Linked DNA regions of Mus musculus: region 1 is linked to region 2. Evidence: chromatin loops called from intact Hi-C (ENCODE). Cell type or tissue: left cerebral cortex. All regions are shown on one strand. Each heading gives the region's core, and the rest is flanking DNA. Links, peaks and the distances in the headings are about the cores only.

What was found. A loop is a pair of places that touch in the nucleus more often than their neighbours do. Peaks named below come from ENCODE experiments on the same cell type or tissue, not always from the same donor. Only the 100,000 strongest peaks of a DNase experiment are listed, where the experiment ranks them.
Region 1: it touches region 2 in a loop (2.8-fold over the local background); 10 of 42 quality-filtered maps call a loop at or near these places.

What each region holds. Positions count from the first base shown.
Region 1 is chr14:20,797,326-20,800,242 of GRCm38, reverse strand. No RefSeq gene overlaps it. Among named protein-coding and RNA genes, the nearest start is that of Gm30108, 4.5 kb to the right of the region's middle. In left cerebral cortex, for the core only: a CTCF peak has its summit at 1,263 (motif pointing right); a DNase peak (open chromatin) is centred at 1,273.
Region 2 is chr14:20,745,852-20,748,768 of GRCm38, reverse strand. Camk2g (calcium/calmodulin-dependent protein kinase II gamma) reads left to right here. Exons shown (of 21, transcript NM_001360186.1): 15 at 918-950. Among named protein-coding and RNA genes, the nearest start is that of Ndst2, 13 kb to the right of the region's middle. In left cerebral cortex, for the core only: a CTCF peak has its summit at 1,641 (motif pointing left); DNase peaks (open chromatin) are centred at 256, 1,156 and 1,688; H3K27ac peaks cover 826 bases.

The sequences.
Region 1 (2,917 bases), core at 101-2,600, 52 kb before region 2:
TTTTAAAAGAATTACTTATTTGTTGCTATCTTCAGACACACCAGGAAGGGGCATCAGATCCCATTACAGACAGTTGTGAGCCACCATGTGGTTGCTGGGAATTGAACTCAGGACCTCTGAAAGAGCAGCCAGTGCTCTTAACTGCTGAGCTAGCTCTCCAGCCCATACTGACAGTTTTTAATAATAGTTTTTATTTGTGTGTGTGTGTGTGTGTGTGTGTGTGTGTGATGTGCAATGTGTGCTTGCAGTGCCCTCGGAGGCCAGAGCACACTGAACTCCTTGGAACTAGAGTTAAAGGCAGTTGTGAGATACCATGTGGGTACCTGAACCAAACGCCATAAGTTCATTTTACTTTCTCAGCAGTAGAAGTGAGTCTGAAATTACTTTTCTTGGTTCATTGCCTTCCTATAGAAATGTAAACTCCACAAAGGCAGGGATTTTGCTGGATTCTTCCTTCCTATGTTCCAAGTGAGAAGAGCAGAGCAAAGTGTTCAGTCAAATGGATGGATGGATGGATGTGTGAATGGATGGATGGATGGATGGATAGATAGATGGATGGATGGATGAATGGATGGATAGATGAATGTGTGGATGTGTGGGTGGATGGATGGATGTGTGGATGGATGAATGGATGGATGTGAATGGATGGATGGATGTGAATGGATGGATGGATGGATGTGTAGATGGATGGATGGATGGATAGATGTGTGGATGGGTGGGTGGGTGGATGATGGATGGATGGATGAATGAATGTGTGGATGTGTGGGTGGGTGGATAGATTTGACCTCTGAGTAAAGTCTGGACACAGTGCCTTTGAAGCTAAGGTCACATTGACTTTAAGGTTTCAATTTACATCCCATGAAATCATCCCTATGGCCTTTCATTGTGTAGCCCTGGCTGTCCTGGAGCTAGTTCTAACTCTGTAGACCAGGCTGTCCTGAAACACAGAGATCTGCCTGCCTCTGCCTCCCAAATGCTGGGGTTGAAAGTGTGTGCCACCACTGCGTGACGTTTTGTTTTTCACACACTCTTCCTGTTGACTGGCTTTCAGTTGGCCTTTATCTTGACTGTTTCTCCAGGAGCTGTTGCCTTTGGGCAACCTATTTTACTTTTACAGGCTTCCCCTTCTGTAAGATGAAGTAGGTAGCTTCTGTACTCACAGGGGAGTGCATAAATTATATAGCATATGCAGAATGCATAGTGAATGTCCCTTGTAACATCATCTCCCTGAAAGCTCTAGTGTGACTCACATCCAGCCACCAGGGGGCGGCACATGCCATTCTTCCTGTCCAGCAGAGCTAGTGCAGGCGGTGGTTGGTGGCTCAGCATCTTTCGTTAGCCTCTAAGGAGGCGCTATTACCTCTCCGCTGTGCTTCATCTTCCTCTCCAAGTATCTTATCCACACCCCACCCCCATCCTTTATTCATTTCACAAATATTTAATGAGTGCCAGGCGCTGAGCGTTTAATGGAAAAAATTAGATACTTCCTGCCTTCAGTGAACACCTAGTCTAAAAGGGGACGGCAGAAGGGACAAGAATCAGAGGACCCGGGAGAGCAGAAGAGCAAGTCTACACTGCCCTCTGATCCTCTTGTTTAGACAATGGAAGGGAATTTGTTCTTATTTCTCCTTGGGGATGAACTCAGAGCTTTGCACACACTCAGTACTCTCCCATTGGGTGACTCTGCAACCCAGAAATCTTGGCTGCACACGTTACATGTTCTTACAACTCACCAAACTGCTGAGCTCAGCTTTTCAATCTGGTGCCTCAGACTCTACCCCACACCTCAGTTCCTCACATCCATACTGCGGCTCCCACCTCAAACAACCTCAGCCTCTCACCCAAAAAAATCTCAGTCCCCTTTACTCAAATCTTCTGGAACTCAATCCCTTACGTCAAATATATTGGCTCCCCCTTAAAGGGGTTCTGCGGTCGGTTTCATTTGCGTTTCCTAGCCCCTTTCTAGCTGTCAGTGGAGGGATGGGGGTAATACTCTCATCTCACCCCGTGACTTGTCTGGGAGCATGCGCACTGAGTGCTGAGCCCACTCTCCCAATGTGGCCTCCAGAACAAGGACACCTCTTACTCCGGAGTTGGGGGTTGTCTTAACGGCTTTCATTTTTACTTAGGCTTTCCTATCCGAATTATCACATCATGTTCATAGTTTTCAAATGCTCCACCATCGCTTAATTCTTTCAGAGTTCCTTGAAGAGGGCTCACGCATGATCTTATCGCCTCTTGTGAAACTGGTACTAGACTCTTACAAAGTTGGAAGGGCTCAGAGAAGCTACTGGTCCAGCAGATTTTAAACTTCCTTTTGACCAAGAGTTACACACAAGGACTGAAGAGACAGCTCAATTGTTAAAGAGCACTGACTGCTGCTCTTCCAGAGGACTAGGTTTAATTCCCAGCACCAATATGGTGGCTCATAACTATCCAGTTCCAGAGGCTCTGACTCCCTCTTCTGGCCTCAAAGGATACTAGGCACGCATCTAGTACACAGACATGTAGGCAAAAACCCATACACATTAAATAATAATAATAATAATAGTAGTAGTAGTAGTAGTAATCCCAGCACTTAGGACGTAGAGGCAGGCAGATCTCTGAGTCTGAGGCCAGCCTGTTCTATAGAATGAGTTCCAGGACAGACAGGACTACAGAGAGGAATCCTGTCTCGAAAACCCAAATACTAATGGTGATGATGATGGTGGTGGTGATACACACTTTATATTTACATACATATGCACATATATGTGTATACAGCTGGAACATGGCTGTGCAATCCTTAGCATTTAGAGTCCTATGGACTGAGCTCCTTGCATCCTAGGAACACACGGCCGACTTCATTCTCCTAGCATTGATTTACAACATCTCCCAACATGTGAGCAACTATGCTTTGATTTTAATGGCATCATCT
Region 2 (2,917 bases), core at 153-2,652:
AGACTTCTGTCTCCCAGTGAGCTAATTATAAAAGTCATAATTGCCCTTCGCCTCTTAGTCTACTCTGGTGTACCTTTAATGTGCTGTTTGGTCTTGATTTTGATGCTCCAGTCTCACATGAACCTGAGTCAGAGCATCTGGTGGCAGTTAAAGAGTTACTTACAACCCAGCACTCCCCTGGCTTCCCATCCCTGCGTCTTTCTGATCACTGTAGTCTTAATTACCAGCACTGCTATGTTTCTATTTCTAGTAATGACAGAAAGCAAGAGAACATGCACGTCTTTTAAACCAGCATGGCTGTGCTGACAGGGAACAGAGTGGCAAATTTTAACCATAAGATCCACAGAGTTTTATCTGAACAGCACTCACAGTTTCATTGAGGTCTGAGTTCAGAAGTCAAGAGTTACTAAAGCTGAGAGCATCCTGTAGTAGCTTTTGTTGTATCTCTGGTAGCTACCCACTCACATTTCAGACAGACCTAGCTGTAGAATACCCTTGTTGGTGTGCCAGTCCTATCAACCCAAACCTGTAATTTTGCAGCAGTCAAATATTGTACACACACACACACACACACACACACACACACACACACACGTGACTGAACAAGACATACTTCTCAGAGTACACTAAATTTTCTTTGTGAATCCGACAGAAGAGTTCTCCAGCGGCTGGAAAAGTGTATGTGCCTGTGGTCTGTGTACTGTTTTAACCCCTTTAATGCTGGACTCCGGGTTGCTCCTCTTCTTCCTCCACCTCCTCTTCTTCCTCCTCCTCCTCTCCCTCCTCTCCCTCCTCCTCCTCTCCCTCCTCTCCCTCGATGCAGAGCCCGAGCTGGTGCACTAACCTGCGGTGTGTCTGGGCTTCTCTTCTCACCTCCTCTCTCCCCTTCTCTTTCCCTCTTGCTGTGGTGTGTCCAGAAAAGGAAGTCGAGTTCCAGCGTGCACCTAATGGTGAGCCTTGCCTGCCCACCCACCCTCCACTTCATGCTGCTTGTGCCCGCCTGCCAGCCATGCAGACCCATTCTGCCATGTGCGTGTGCGTCACTCATCCTCACTGCATGTCTGTGCTGTGTGGGCAGGTGTGGCCTGTCCTGCCAGGCGGGGGGCCATTGCCCAAGGTCACCAGTGGCCTTAGCAATGGGCACTGGAAGGTGTTATATGGCACCTCTTGCTGTGGAGGCTGAAGAGCCTCCCACATGCATTGTAGAGAGTAAAGCTGGAAGGGATTTTGGGAAAGGCGGCAAGCACAGGGAGAGACTATCTATCACTCAGGAGATATGAGCAGCTGCTTCCTGGGGCCCGAAGTTCAGTAGGCAGCTGTGTAATGAGAAGAACTAATGGTCGGCTTGTGACTCTAAACCTTGTTCTCCTGCGAAAAATCCCATTTTCCTGCTAGGTCCAGGGTTGTAGCCTGCCCACCCAGCCCTCAGGGGGAACAGCTACAGTGAGCATCTTTTCTCATGGAATGCTGGGCATGGGGAACCAGCAACCTAGTCATTATACCTACCATCCTTTATAACCACAGGTGTGGCACTTGTCTTATCTTGGAGTATTCTTCCCCTGCAAAGGTCTTAAGGTCAAACAGAGCTTTGTAAGCTGGGCACCCTTCTCCAGTCAGCCCCAACCAGGAAATCAGGAGAATTCTGCCCTCTGCTGTCTCAGGATAGGAACAGAAGATAGCAGTTGCTATGTTGTGTTTTGTTGGTGATGGGTTGCGGTTGCTGCTGTTGTTGTTAACATGGGAACTTCTTTCCAGCCGGTAGAATTCAGTAGCATCTTTATAGTGCTTGATGTTGACTCAAGATTCCATGCCTAGCCCGGGTTTTAAGAGCTCTCAGCCACTGACAGCAGCTGAGGTTATATAACTTAGATCTGGCCCATGAGGCCTCTAGACAAGAGGTAGAAGAGTCTGGATGCGGTCTGTGCAGAGAAGAAATGCATTCTGACCATCAGCACGTCTTCACTTACACTCTGAATAAAGGCACATAATGTTTGTCTCTGCCTGTGGAAGAAGTCACCTTGTGACGCTGCTCCTTCGTGGCTGTAACTACACTGGGACCCAGGGAGACTGAGTTAAACTGTTCAAGAAATCTGAAGAGGCAGAGCGCACTGGTGTGGGTCCCTGCACTGGAGATTGGCCTTCTTCCTTCCTCTCCAGCCCCTCACACTCTTTCTTGGCTGCGTCACTCTGTAATGTTTGAGAAAGCAAGGAATATCCCTGGTGGTCGAGTTGCCATTAGGAATATTGGCTTGCTGGGCGGCTTGTTCTTTCCTGGGAGCTGAGTGCTGGGACTGCAGCCACAACCACCGCTGAGAGTTGCCTGCCCTTCCCTGGGGCTGTGCCCTCACTTCCAGCTGCTCAAGTCCAGGACTTACCAGGTGGAAGATGAACAGCAGGGAGATCTGTGGCTACATTTTATACCCATGTTGAATTCCACCCCAAAGGCCAGGTGCTCGTGCTCATTTCCTTCCCCCTCTTCACATCAGGCTTGGGCTGTTGTCTTGAGAGGGGAAGGAAATGCAGGTGTCGGGGAAAGGGCAACAGGGGAGCCAAAGTTCCCAGTTTTTATTCTGCTTTAAGTCACCATCTTTCCCACCTGTAATGTGGGGAAAAAATCCTGAATTTCTTTGCATCTGGTGTGACTCTGTAGTGACGTGGCACCTGGAGTAAGCAGAAATTTCTGAAGAGATGCTTCGGCCAGTCCTGCAGGGAGGATGCCTTCAGAGCTAGGTCTCTGAGGCTCCCCAAATTGTCCATCTCTCTAACCATTGCTCCCACCCACACAGTGTTACAGTTGCCACCTCAGGCCTGGCACCTCCGCGCCAGACTGGGGACAAGGGAGGTCTGGGAGTCAAACCTGAGCAATTTTGGTGACTCTAGAGAACTAAATCATGTTTTCTTGTCTCAGCCACAGAGC